Regions from separate parts of the Homo sapiens genome. Here region 1 is linked to region 2. A link is a contact called in ENCODE Hi-C data. All regions are on one chromosome and are shown on one strand. Each heading gives the region's core, a stretch centred on a gene start or an enhancer-like site at or near the end of the contact. The rest is flanking DNA. Distances are from core to core; before and after follow the strand shown.

Region 1 (6,940 bases), core at 1,908-4,407, 52 kb after region 2:
TTTTATTATTGAGTTGTAAAAGTTGTTTATGCATTTAATTCCCTTATCAGACATGACTTGCAAATATTTTCTCGCATTCTTGGGTTGCCTTTTCACTTTCTTGATGGTGTCTTTTGAAGTACGAAAGTTTTTAATTTGTATTTTCTTTGAGACAGGGTCTCTCTCTGTCACCCAGGCTGGAGCGCAGCAGCATGATAATAGCTCACTGCAGCCTTGACCACGTGGGCTCAATTGATCCTCCCACCTCAGCCTCCTGAGTACCTGGGACTACAGGTACACACCACTACACCCAGCTAATTTTTAAATTTTTTTGTAGAGATGAGGTTTCTCCATGTTGCCCAGGCTTGTCTTGAACTCCTGGGCTCAAGTGATCCCCCTGCCTCGGAAAGTGTTGGAATTACAGGCATGAGCCACCACCTGGCTGAAAATTTTAAATTTTTATGAAATCTAATCCATTTTTTTCTTTTGTCATTTGTGCTTTTGGTGTCATAAATGTTTTAACCAAGTTCAAAAAGACTTATGCCTATGTTTTCTTCTAAGAGTATTATAGTTTTAGGCTCTTTGAGTTAGGTGTTTCATCCACTTTGAATTAATTTTTGTATATTGTGTGTGGTAAGAATCCAATTTCATTCTTTTGTTTGTGGCTATCCAGTTGTCCCAGCACCATTTGTTGAAAAGACTACAGTCTTCTGTCCCATTAAATAGTCTTAGCATCCTTGTAAAAAATCAGTTGACCACATGGTTTGTTTCTGGACTCTTAATTCTGTTCCACTGACCTATATGTCTGTTTTTATGCCAGTACCACACTGTCTTGATAACTTTAACTTTATAGTAAGTTTTAAAATCAGGAGGTACGAGTCTTTCAACTTCATTCATTTTTTTCAAGATTATTTTGGCTATTCTGGTTCCCTTGGATTTCCATGTGAATTTTAGATCAGCGTGTCGATTTCTTTATGGCTGTATGTTTGTTTTCATCCTCTTCCATCCACAAGTCTTATTCATAATGACATAGGCCATTTTTGCCTGAAACCTGTGGTTGCCTGTTTGATCTTATCCAGGATGTTTTCTCAGGTAAAATGATAGCTGAGTTCAAATCAACATCTTGTTGAAATTCAGCTCATCAATTTCATAATCTGAATCATTACGAGACCAATCAGTAAATGTGTTTCTTTTTCTTCTATTTGTTGCGTCTGTTCATCAAATAAAAAATCAAGTTCTTCCTGTTCTTCTGGAGGATATAGTTGACTTGATACATCATCAGATACTGGTGTTGAGTCCTTCAATTTCACTGGAAATGGACAATGTCTCTTTTTTACTTTTATCCAAGGCTCTAGTCCAAGTCAGAGAAACTGGTAGACACATCTCTAGGCATTGCCTGAAGATTATTTGTTTCAGTATATTTCTTTGGACGCAGTGGACTTCCAATTCTTGGAGAATTTAGGGCAGACTCTGTATGCAAACCAAAGGCTATGTGAACTCAGAACAACATTTTGTGTGTGTGTTTTTCACTTGAAATTTAAGTAAGTATGCAGAAATGCAGTATGAAGAATTACTATTGATTGTATTCAGTTAATGCAAAGTAATTGTAATTTTTGCCATTTTTTTAATAACAAAAACCGCAATTACATTTGCACCAACTTAATAATAGAATGAATCTTGGCTCAACCCTACATGAATTTCCTGGTAGCAAATGGAAAAGAGGCATATGATCCCTTTCATGCACCACTCACATCTTGCCCCCTAAAGCACTCCGCTCACTGCTTGCTAAACTGATGGCTCATTCATCAACTGGCAGAATCCTGCCTTAAACACATGTATCTATGTCTTACCCAGGAAGTAGGAGCTTCTGGAGTAGAGGATCCCAATCAGTGGTAGGCTGGAAGAGAGAAGGTCTCAGCAGGAAAATCACATGGAGCTTTGTCAAAAAAACCTTGTGTCTGCTGTTCACCCCCTATACCACCCTATTCCCAGGATATCAGAGTAGATGTAAAAGAAATGGGAAGATCAGACATATGGGAAAATTCTCCAGGTCAATCTGATGCCCATTATTCTATAATCACCCAGGAAGAAACAAGGGTACCATAAGCCAATAGAAGCCAAGCCTCCATTCTTGGGAGAAGAGGAGATTGACAGAAAGGGGATCAGGTTTAAAATTAACACTTTCTTTAATTTGAAGCATACAGAAAACGAGAAGCAGAAATGGGCTATTCAGTCTTGCCAACCAAATGGGCAGAAGCAATTAAAGGACAAGGAGAGTGGAATAAAAATGTTTTTTAAAAAGACAAACTTCTATCAAAGACAATTGATAACAACAAAAAAAAAATAAGAAAAGGAGAGAGAGAAAGGAGAAAGTTAAGAGCTTGTTCAGGGAAGTTAGAGTCAGGATACGGAAACTTACATAAGAGACTACTGACTCTAAGGTGGAAGTACAGACACAGGACCAGAAAGAACCCTTGGAGAATGACTTCAGTTTTATTTTTGAGGAAGTGAACAAAGATTTGAGAAAAACCAGAAAGAAGAATGGAGAAGTAAGTTTAAGGAACTGTATAAGAGAAAAGCTGGAGAAAGAGAAATTGAAAGAAAAGAACAGCATAAAATGTACATAATAAAGGCACTTTCAATGTAAGACATCCTATTTCCGTGTATACTAGGCCAACCTATCTTTATTGGGGGTTGAACAAAGTTAGGTTTATAAACATTAGAGCTGTGCCTCACAGAGAGAATAAGAATCGAATATAAAAAGCATTCAATTAATTAATCACTAAAGACCCTGTTCAGAATTTCAAGAATCTACTGGTTAAACTGTTTTAAATGGGGGGCTGTAAGGGATTTGTCAATATTTCCCTAAAGGAAGTGACTAAACAGGAAGAAAATACAACGTGGACTAAAGGTACTTCTGAATTTTTGTGTGCACTTTGTGTACTTTCAACTCTGATAAAATCATGCTTACTGTGTTTTCAATTGTTTTATTAGGCACTATTTGTAAAACCTGAAATTTTTCTTTTCCAGCTCCACAGATGTTGTATAATTTAATTAACCAACATTAAATGGTTTTCATGACATACTTTGTTATTTACATCATTATTTTTCTTTCTTATTGACATTCCTGTGAACCAGCTCATCACAGTATTGAGTGGACCACATGGAAACCACAGAGACACTAGTGTAGAGCGGCTGGAGTCAATGGTTCCAGTTTCAAACCCCACTCCACTGCTTGCTAGACATGTAATTCAGCACAAGGTATCTAATCTCTCTGTTCTTGTGAAGTAATCCCCACCTCAAAGGATTGGTATAAAGAGTAAATTATGAAATTTTTGTAAAATGTTTGTCACAATGCCTAGTACATAGAAAATGCCCAATAAACAGCGGTTGTTGCTCTTTTTATTATTTAGAATAACTTGTCCTAAAAACATAAAATGCCCGTGTTCAAGAGAAAAGAAAGGAAATAAACAGTAGCATTAGGAAGAAGGAACAGACTTAGTCTCTAAATTTTTAAGTGGGGATGGTATAAACACCAGGCAAAGTGACTGTGCATGTTAAATGGAACAGCATATGTAAACTACCCAGCACAATGCTTGGAACATGACTGGTCGACATACTTAATGAATGTCTGTTTCCTTCTCCCACCCTATCTTTTTTCAAATCTTCTTAAAACTTGAATTGCATAGCACTGCAAGGCTGTGGCAACTATTCATCTATTTGGGCTTTTTCAAGAATATTTCCATGTAAACCACTTAGAAGATGCACAGAGGGGACCTTACACTACCAATTAAGAACTTTTTTAAAAATCTAATTTAAATTTATGTTGTTTATATAAACACAAACTCTATCTTGGTATGAACAGCAAATTAGGTAATTTTTGTAAAATGAAAACTTTCTAGCAATAATTTTTAAAATGGCTTTATCCTTAAAATTTCTAACCCTTGGCTGGTGTTCCCAAGAAGGAAGTATAGTAATTCAGTATTTATTATGAAATCAAGTTCTTCATCCTTACCATATTCGGAACCATGTTTTTACTTTAATGCTTACACATAGCCTTGTAAATATTTAATTTTGCACATACCTAACTCTGTAAATACATTTCTTTCCAAGTAGTTTCAGATGACACTTTTACCACTAACATTTTATACAATTTCCTAGAAACTCCTGCATTAATTCCACCTATTTTTATCAGCTTCTCAAAATATATTTATTTACTTCTATAATTTCCTACAAATACAGAATTTTGAGCTGAAGAGGAACACTGACATCATTTGGTTCAAATCTCTCATTTTACGAAAAGGAAATAAATTCACTAACTTCCAGTTATTGTAACCAAGTTATGCCCTAAGAATGGACAGAACGAATAGCCAGTTACAAGGTAAGATTTTAGCCTCAGGCTCATACCAGCTGATGACGAATCTCTCCCCTGCCATTGTATCACAGTGCCTAAACCTCCCACCCTTAGCTATTATATCCTATTAAGGCATTAAAGTTCCCCATCAAAACTTGAACTCTAATCAGCCATTGATACTGATGCATTGATTTAAAGAAAAAATGTACAAATCATACAGCAACCTATTAGAAAGAGATATAGAATAGGAGTTTTGAAGGATGCGGAAGGAACCAGGAAAAGTTTGATTTATTCAGCCAACATTTGTAGAATTTATATAGCCTGCCATGCACTGTACTGAGATACCAAAAGGAAGCATGGTCTCACCTTCAAGGCACATCTAACTAGAAAGCATTCTTGTAAAATAACCCTGTGCAATGAGATGAGGACTACTATAGAGGCATGTACAGGTTAATGAGGGTGCAGAGGGTAGAGATTTGTCCCATCGTATAAGGCAGAAAAAGAACCGAAAGGGCGATATTTAAGCTTGGCCCAGAGGATATGTGGCATTTATCGAGTGCCAGTATATGGACTGTGAAGCCAGATTGAGTGGGTTTGAAACCTACCACCTCTTACTGACTTTAAACAAGTATGTAGCCTTTCTGTACCTCAATTTTATCACCTGTAAAATTAGGATAATAGAATCTACCTTGTATAACTACCAAGTGTAAGTTACATATAACTTGTATAAGTAATATATAAATTAATAAATGTAAAGCACTGAGAAAATGCTAGCTATTATTGTGGTTTCACCTATTGGTAAAATAGGATTAAGGGTCATAGACTGGGCCACAACACCAGAGTGGTGCTGGGTAGAAATGGGCTCTTTAATTGCTTTAAATTGAGAAAGAGAATGGTGCTCTATCAGCAACCAGTAGTGGAGTCTGGGCACACCCACACTGGGCTAAGAAGGGAGAATGTATGACAGCCATAACCATACCAAAGTCCCACAGGCAAATTGTATGCATTTAATGTGAGGACTTATCCTTACTAGAATGGACCTTCAGATCAAATATAAATAATTGAAAAAAACATCCTTTGGGTAGCATTGGTATGTTTCCAAACAAAAAGACCTTGGAAGCTTGATATGGGGGAGAAGCCAGAAAGAAAGGGGAAAATGACGCAGAATGGGGAGCCTGGAAATCTGTGTTGCCTACTTCACAACTGAGCCACTAATTTAAATGTGCACTTGAAAGCAGGGTTAGAAGAAGCTGATGTGTGCAGCGTGGCTACCCCTGGGCTAGGGGTGAGGCAGACGTAGAAAGGCCTTGATGCTGACCAAGTGAGGGAAGGGATACCAACGTGGAAGTGGGATCTGAGAGGGCAAGAGGCAAGGGTGGTCTTCAGCACCAAGAGAGGTGTTGATGTAGTTTTGGATATTTATCCCCTCCAAATCTCATGTTGAAATGTGATCTCCAGTATTGGAGGTAGGGCCTAGTTGGAGGTGTTTGGGTCATGAGAGTGGGTCCCTCATTAATGGCTTGGGGCCGCCACATGGTAATGAGTGTGTTCTCACTCTTACTAGTTACCGTGAGATCTGATTGTCTAAAAGCCTGGAATTGCCCTTGCTCCCTGTCTCACTATGTGCCAAGCCTGCCCTCCCTTTGCCTTCCACCATGAGTAAAAGCTTCTCTGAGGTCTTCCCAGAAGCCAAGCAGATGCTGGAGCCATGTTCGTACAGCTTACAGAACCATGAACCAAATAAACCCCTTTTCTTTATAAATTACCCAACCTCAAGTATTCCTTTTTAGCAATGCAAAATGGACAAACACAGGTGTTTTCATAAAAACTGGAAAGTTCAATCATCAGTCAGTGAGCCTGGTGTCTGGATTGGGCTTTTGCTGAGATGTGTTGGTATCGCACAGAAACATCTAACAAGTCCCTTCTCATAACCCAACATGAGAAGATTGATTTGGAAGGTTTGGCTGTGGTTCAACATTTTATTTTCTCAGTCTATAAAGTTCAAGACTGAATAGTTGCTCAGTAAGTCCAACATAACCAATTTTTCCTCTGGCACAGAGAGACGCAGGACCATTGCATGTGATGGGGGAGCCTGTGCACAGCCTGCAGAAGGGCTCCAAGCTGGGGATGAACAGGGATGGATGTAGCCTTCTCTGTTTGCCAAGATGTAGAAAAGGAGCCTTCTAGTAGCTTGTATCACAGTACTAAATGCTTTAATTGTGATTATAAGGTTTGGCTCTGTGTCTTCACCTAAATCTCATCTTGAATTGTAATACAGGAGGGACCTGGTAGGAGGTGATTAGATCATGGGGGCAGTTTTCTCCATGCTGTTTTTCTAATAGTGAGTGAGGGCTCACAAGAACTGATGGTTGAAAAGTGTGGCACTTCCCTTCACTCTCCTTCTCCTGCCACCATGTAAGACATGCCTTGCTTCCCCTTCACTTTGTACCATGATTGTAAGTTTCCTGAGGCCTTCCCAGCCACACAGAACTGTAAGTTGATTAAAACTCTTTTCTTTATAAATTATCCAATCTCAGGTAGTTCTTTATAGCAATGTAAAAATGGACTAATACATCTGACTATGAGAACTGCTTTCTGTTTATTCAC
Region 2 (6,417 bases), core at 3,792-6,291:
TGGACTTTGAGTAAAGCAGATTACCCTCCATAATGTGAGTGGGCCTTATCCAATTAGTTGAAGGCTTTAAGAAAAAACAGACTGAGATCCCCCAAGTAAGAGAGAATTCTGCCTCCAGACTGTCATCAAACAGAAGCTGCAACACCAAGTCTTCCCTGAGTCTTCAGTCTGCCAACCTAAATATACACATAGGTTCTATTTCCATGGAGAACTCCAACAAATACAATATGCATATATCATATATCTACATATTTATCTGTATCTATACCTAAATCTATATGTACAACAAAAGCTTCACAAAACACAATACTTACTCTTATGGCATATAACATAATCGGGCATTCCCTATTCTCTTCTATTACAGAAAATAAATACTAATAACTTATTTCAGGCCGTGAGGCCTTCTCCTCCCTTTCCCCTGAGTTTCCAGTGCCTTCATGCTGTTTCAATTCTGGGAGTGATAATGAGTCATAAAGTGGGAACATAACTTAGAACTTTCTTATTTCATCCCTTATTTTACAAACAAAGAAACTGAGGAATAAGATAAAATGATTTGTCTTTTGTTCCTTTTATCCCAAAATGTTGCCACTTGATAACAGCCATGAGAAGACTATAGCATTAAAATTACATCCTCCCCCCCTTAAGTATTTGCTTTTAAAAAAGATGACTTTCAGAGAAAAACTGCTTGAGAAAATAAAAAATGCCTGCCTGAGGGTGGATTTCAGGCCCAGTTGCAACTGAGTGAGGGCCAAGCAGGGGAAGAGCTGGGGCAGCATCTTCTGAGCTCTCTCAGGTTGCACTAAACTGCCTGCCTGCATACAAAAACCACTTTTCTTGGTAATTCACGAGCTGGTGACTCATTGCCAGTTTTTGGTTCCTTCTGGATGCTTGTGCCTGGAGCCAAGGCAGCTGTCTTTTGTTTTCTTGTATTGTTCATCATTAGAAGCTGGAGGCATGTTCTGAAAGGATGAGTCCTTTAGCCAGGAAAGGAAAGGCTCTGTCCAAAAGGCAGACAAGAGGCTGACAGGTGGATGGTGCCACAGATCCCGCATCACTTCTCCACAAAGCCCTAACACTTGCCGAAAACAAGATTTTGGTTGGGTGAGTCCACCCAGCCCTTTATTTCCTGCCTGCTGATGCTGTCCACCGAGACCCCTGGAAACTCCGTGAGGAGATGTTGCGATGAGCACGGGTCGGTGAACAAGATGGCAGGTCGTGGGCAGTGTTGTACAGACTGATGTTCTGCCAAGAAACCTGATCTACAAGACTTTTTCACTCTTGAAGCCAACTTGGCACCTCAGTGAAATGTGGAAAGTAAACAGCTTTCATTTAAAAAAATTATTTTCTGTTTTGGTTCTCTAATTTGATTCACCTTTTGTAAATAGTAGAAATATTAAGGGAGCCTTTCTTTCTTTGAAGTCTCCAGAACTAGTTATTTCTGTGCATGTCTGTCTTACTTTCCATACCAGACTGTAAATCTAAAAGCTACCATGTCTTAAACACTTAGTATCCCCCATCAGACCTATCACACTGCCAGGCACGTAATGGAGAGTTAGTAAGTATCTGTGGATGAATGAACATAGATAGGACTGATTATGTCAACTGGCCCACAAAGAAGCAGCAACCTCAGGCAAGGAGAAGGTATTTAGAAAAACTGTAAGGCAGCATTTCCCCAATTCTGAGGAAGATGGTTTTCTGAAACACTCTTCCCCAAAAGAACTTCATGGTCAAATCCATTTAGGAAACAATGCAATCGATTGTCCCATAAAGTGTAATTAAATACATATTGATATAATAAAGGCACTGAAAAGAGCTGCTGTAAAGACACCTCTATTTCTCAAAGCTCCTTGAACATGGGCCCCTGCTGCTGTTGAACTCTAACCTTGTGTAGAACTCTATAGATAAACTCATGTTTTGCAGAACACACTGCAGGAAAGTGCTGCTTTCAAGTGCAGCATAAAAGGAGTCTGGGAGTCATCACTCTGGTACTCAGAACAACAAAAAGGCTGAACAGACTGAAACTCAACAAGTTTTCTTAGATCCAACAGAGAACTGAGGTCACAGGGCAAACCAATGCTCCCAAAATTAGGGAGAGGCAGACAGGTGAATACAGAAAGTCACAGTTTACCAGAGAAGAAACCTCTGTGGGAGCCAGGTACCAATACTAAACCATATTGATGTATTGCTGAAGGCTCAGTGTGGACAAGTTTGGGAGGTGAAAACTCCAGTAGGAGCCAATCTTAAGGGGGTGCCCCACAACTCTGCGAGTGCTACCTCCAGGAATGCCACCAGATTATCAGTGAAGATCTGAGCAAAACTCCCTGTACATCAGGAGAAAGTCACCATTTTGAAATATGCCAGAGCATTCTGTTCTTCTAATGGGGTCTCCCTCAAGGGAAGCTACTTTCCAGAACCTAACCAGCTGGGGTTCTGGTAGAGCCTAACTGACCTAGGGGAATGGAAATACGCAACTCCAGCACCCTGTAGCTATCCTGTCTAACCTAACGGGGAAAAACAGAAGCACCTGGGAAGGCCACAGCCCTGACTCACAGTGTCACTAGCAGACTGAGACCTAGTCACGGGACTACAGACTGCTTCCCCTCCACATCATCAGGGCTCCTGTACAAAGACAGGGAAATACAATGGAAACTTGTGGAGAGGCCCAACATGAATGGTTATGACTAAAGAGGGCTAGTAGAAAGAAAGCACCAGTAATGCTGAGAGAGATGCTATTTCCTCCACCTACCATAATTTCCTCTGCCCTCTACTTCCTGTGTTTGCTCCCCTCATCCACCATGCCTCCCACCTACCCCAATCCTATCCATTCTCCAAGTTTCTCCTCTTGCATGAGGCGTCCTGAGGACTCTGGCACACATACAAGTTAACACTTATATCCCCAGATTCAAACATTAGCTGTTTTTTTTTCCTGATGGTTTTATATTACCTCTTTAGAGTATCAGTTTCTTGAGAACAGGGATGTATGAATTACTTGGTGAACTTCACCTCCTGGTGTGTAGCATCACTTGTTGGAGCAAAAGAGCCCCAGAAGCCAGCAGAGCTCAGGCAAGTGTTGCATGGGAGAAGCAAAGATAAATCAAATCTAGATCCTGCCCTCCAGGAGTTTACCCGTTGATAGACTGAGCAGGAAGAGAATGGCTGCTGGTTAGCCCATGAGTTGGCTCTTTTTGCACAAAAGGAAAGACTGTGTAAATACAGGAACTATCCCTGAAGAGGGCAGTAGACTCTCTGTGGAGCTTCTCTGGACTAGATCCTTCAGTGCAAAGCCTGGGTGGGCTGGGCACTGCTCTCAACAGCATGCGTCTAAGACCTGCTCACAAATTGCAGGTAATTTTACGCCTGAACTGCTGTGATTTATTGCACTGAAGCAAGAGGGGAAAAAAAAACCAAAAATGTATAAAACATGACACTTTGACCCTTAAAGGTAGTGTGATTTCATCTCCAAACTACCTACCATTTGGCAAGGGGTTGGGTTAAGTTTCTAAGGAAGGATTGGGTCTAATCTGAATTACCTAAACCAGAAGATGCTTTCAGTCTAGACTTATTTCTTTCCTTTAGGGAAAAACATCATGGTGTAATGAAAAGAGTTAAAGAGTTGGTGCTTTGAGGTAGCAGGCCTGTCCCCAGTCCACCTCTCCCTTCCTAGCCAAAGTTACCTTTCTGAACCCAGGTTTCTTCATCCCTGCAATGGACAATAATGACTAACTTGCAGATTTGTTGTGAAAGTTAGAGATAATGTGTTCAAAATGCCAAGGATAATATTGGATATGAGTTCTCATTATTGAGATAGAAATCCACCTGTTCAGTAACGCTCCTTCCACTAAAACTGCAAAAGCAAACTCTTGTAAAATGGAGTTATTTGCCTTCTTGATATGTCTTAAATTCTGTCTCTTTCAATGCGATGTCAAAAATAACATCCTGATTAATTTTCCCAACATAAAAACACTCATCATTTTAGATCATATATCAGAAGTGATCCGTCCGGACTAAGAGCCAGTTTCATTTGAATAAGAAGACTCAGGAAAGTAGAGAGATCATGTATATATTTCACCCAGGCTGGTGCAATCATGGCTTATTGCAGCCTCAACCTCCCAAGGCTCAGGTGATCTTCCCACTTCTCCCAAGTAGCTAGAACTACAGGTGCATGCCACCACAGCTAATTTTTTTTTTTTTTTCAGAGGTAGGGTTTCACTATGTTGCCCAGGCTGGTTTTGAACTCCTGGGCTCAAGTGATCCACCTGCCTTGGCCTCCCAAATTGTTGGGATTACAGGCATGAGCCACTGTACCTGGAGAGAGATCATATATTTTATAGAACTGATTAGCTCTTTTCACCCAGACCTCACATGTAATATGAGTGCCCTATGATTATCCTAGCAGTTCAGAATGAAAAATGAGTGAAATGTTTGTGTGGAAAGGTTTGGGTAAATTTTTAGTTTGTTTTTGCCTTAGTCTGGCATAGAAGGATATTTCTTTTCCAGCTGGAAAACTTATCTGTATCTTTCTTGGCCCTTGGTTCTTCCTTCCTTCAGGAAATTTAGACCTGCCCTGTTATGCAAGTTGTTTATTGTGGGTGAAAGCTCTACATGCAGCTTCTCTTAGTTCTGGGCATTGGGAAAGTCCTTAGGGAGAAGCTCCAACCCTTATGACCTGATAGAGAGCTGAAGACAGTTCAGAAAATTCCAGGAGATTAGTGAGTTCTGCAGTTCCACAGGATCGAGATAGGTCTAGACCCAGAACTTCCCCAAGTACACTCTGATGGAGTTGGAACCAGGGGTCTCTAAGCATTTCCTCTCCTTTGTATCCGACATATTCCAGGGCCTCTAAGCCATGGTAAAGTTGGCCTCCCACTTCCTTGACCTGAACATTGCCCCATGCCCCAAGCTTGGGTCACACCCAGCTGTCCAAATATCTCAGTGTTTTTTTCTGGGGGTGGAGGGGCTGACAAGGAGTCAAGCCCTGGGTGAGATGGCAAAGCTTTTATTATGTAAGAAACCTGTTTGACTTGCTCATGCTATGGTGGAGGTTTCATAATGTTGTGTCATTCCCTTAGTAGACGTGGCTTGTGACTTGGCAGTTTCTGAAAGTGAAATTGGAATATGCAGAAGACATGGTCTCAGGTCTGCAGAAATCATGCTTTTGATATCTGATTGACTTGCCCTGGAACACTGTCTTCAACTTAGGAGTGCGCCATCTCACCTGATGTGAGAGGCTGTAAATAATTGAACTCAGGCTGGTTTACATTTCTTTTTTTTTTACAATTTAAAATTTTAATTATTACCAAACAAAAATATCCACTCAAAATACAATTCAACAATGCAACAGTCATCTTACAGCAGAGAAATGCAGAGAAAAGCAAAACTGTAAGCGACTATGAATAAAGGGTAAATGTAGTCTCAAATCCTCAAAGAGCTGTGTTTATTTCATTGACGAAAAGATTATTCGTATTCAATTCTGATTTGCTTTAAGGATTAAGATGCTCATTTTACAGTTAGCACACGTGTATATTGTCACCTGTTCCCCTTACAGAAATGTTCTTCCAAATGGTTAATGTTTCCCTTTGGTACCAGTTTTGCCGGTTCACATAAAGTATTTCATTTTCAAAACTCAGCATAAAATATAGACTGAGTCTGAAAAGATAATAAATAAACAAAGCAGAATACACAAGTTCCACATTTCAAAAGCCTCGATAACAAAAAAGAAAGATCAAATCCCTTATTAGTCTCTGTAAAGTCACTTACAAAGCTGCTGCTGATCCTGTTAAACATGATATAACTGACCTTCTTTATTAATTTTTTATTATACTTTAAGTTCTGGGGTACATGTGCAGAACATACAGTTTTGTTACATAGGTATACATGTGCCATGGTGGTTTGCTGCACTCAACAACCCGTCACCTACATTAGGTATTTCTCCTAATGCTATCCTTCCTCTAGCCCCTCACCCCCTGACAGGCCCCCGGTGTGTGATGGTCCCCTCCCTGTGTCCACGTGTTCTCATTATTCAACTCCCACTTATGAGTGAGAACGTGCAATGTTTGGTTTTCTGTTCGTGTGTTAGTTTGCTGAGAACGATGGTTTCCAGCTTCATCCATGTCCCTGCAAAGGACATGAACTCATCCTCCCTTATGGCTGCATAGTATTCCATGGTATATATGTGCCACATTTTCTTTATCCAGTCTATCACTGATGGACATTTGGGTTGGTTCCAAGTCTTTGCTATTGTGAATAGTGCCACAATAAACATACGTGTTCATGTGTTTTTATAGTAGAATGATTTATAACCCTTTGGGAAATGGGATTGCTGGGTCAAATGGTATTTCTAGTTCTAGATCCTTGAGGAATCACCACACTGTCTTCCACAATGGTTGAACTAATTTATGCTCCCACCAACAGAGTAAA

Evidence for each region. Hi-C counts contacts between places; a loop is a spot of excess contacts on that map. Pooled maps may share reads with other maps.
Region 1: a map of body of pancreas shows a loop between it and region 2 (4-fold over the local background). The contact joins two enhancer-like sites. A Hi-C loop is called at or near these places in 3 of 168 maps with a recorded cell type or tissue (Right ventricle myocardium superior, body of pancreas and psoas muscle) and 5 of 50 pooled maps.

What each region holds. Positions count from the first base shown.
Region 1 is chr7:106,309,753-106,316,692 of GRCh38, reverse strand. It overlaps the pseudogene LARP1BP2. Among named protein-coding and RNA genes, the nearest start is that of NAMPT-AS1, 28 kb to the right of the region's middle. RefSeq lists a silencer at 3,120-3,259. Within about 2 kb of position 3,157, at least 5 of the 41 ENCODE cell types and tissues checked have a DNase peak (open chromatin) inside an H3K27ac peak, as active enhancers do.
Region 2 is chr7:106,364,040-106,370,456 of GRCh38, reverse strand. No RefSeq gene overlaps it. Among named protein-coding and RNA genes, the nearest start is that of NAMPT-AS1, 82 kb to the right of the region's middle. Within about 2 kb of position 5,041, at least 5 of the 41 ENCODE cell types and tissues checked have a DNase peak (open chromatin) inside an H3K27ac peak, as active enhancers do.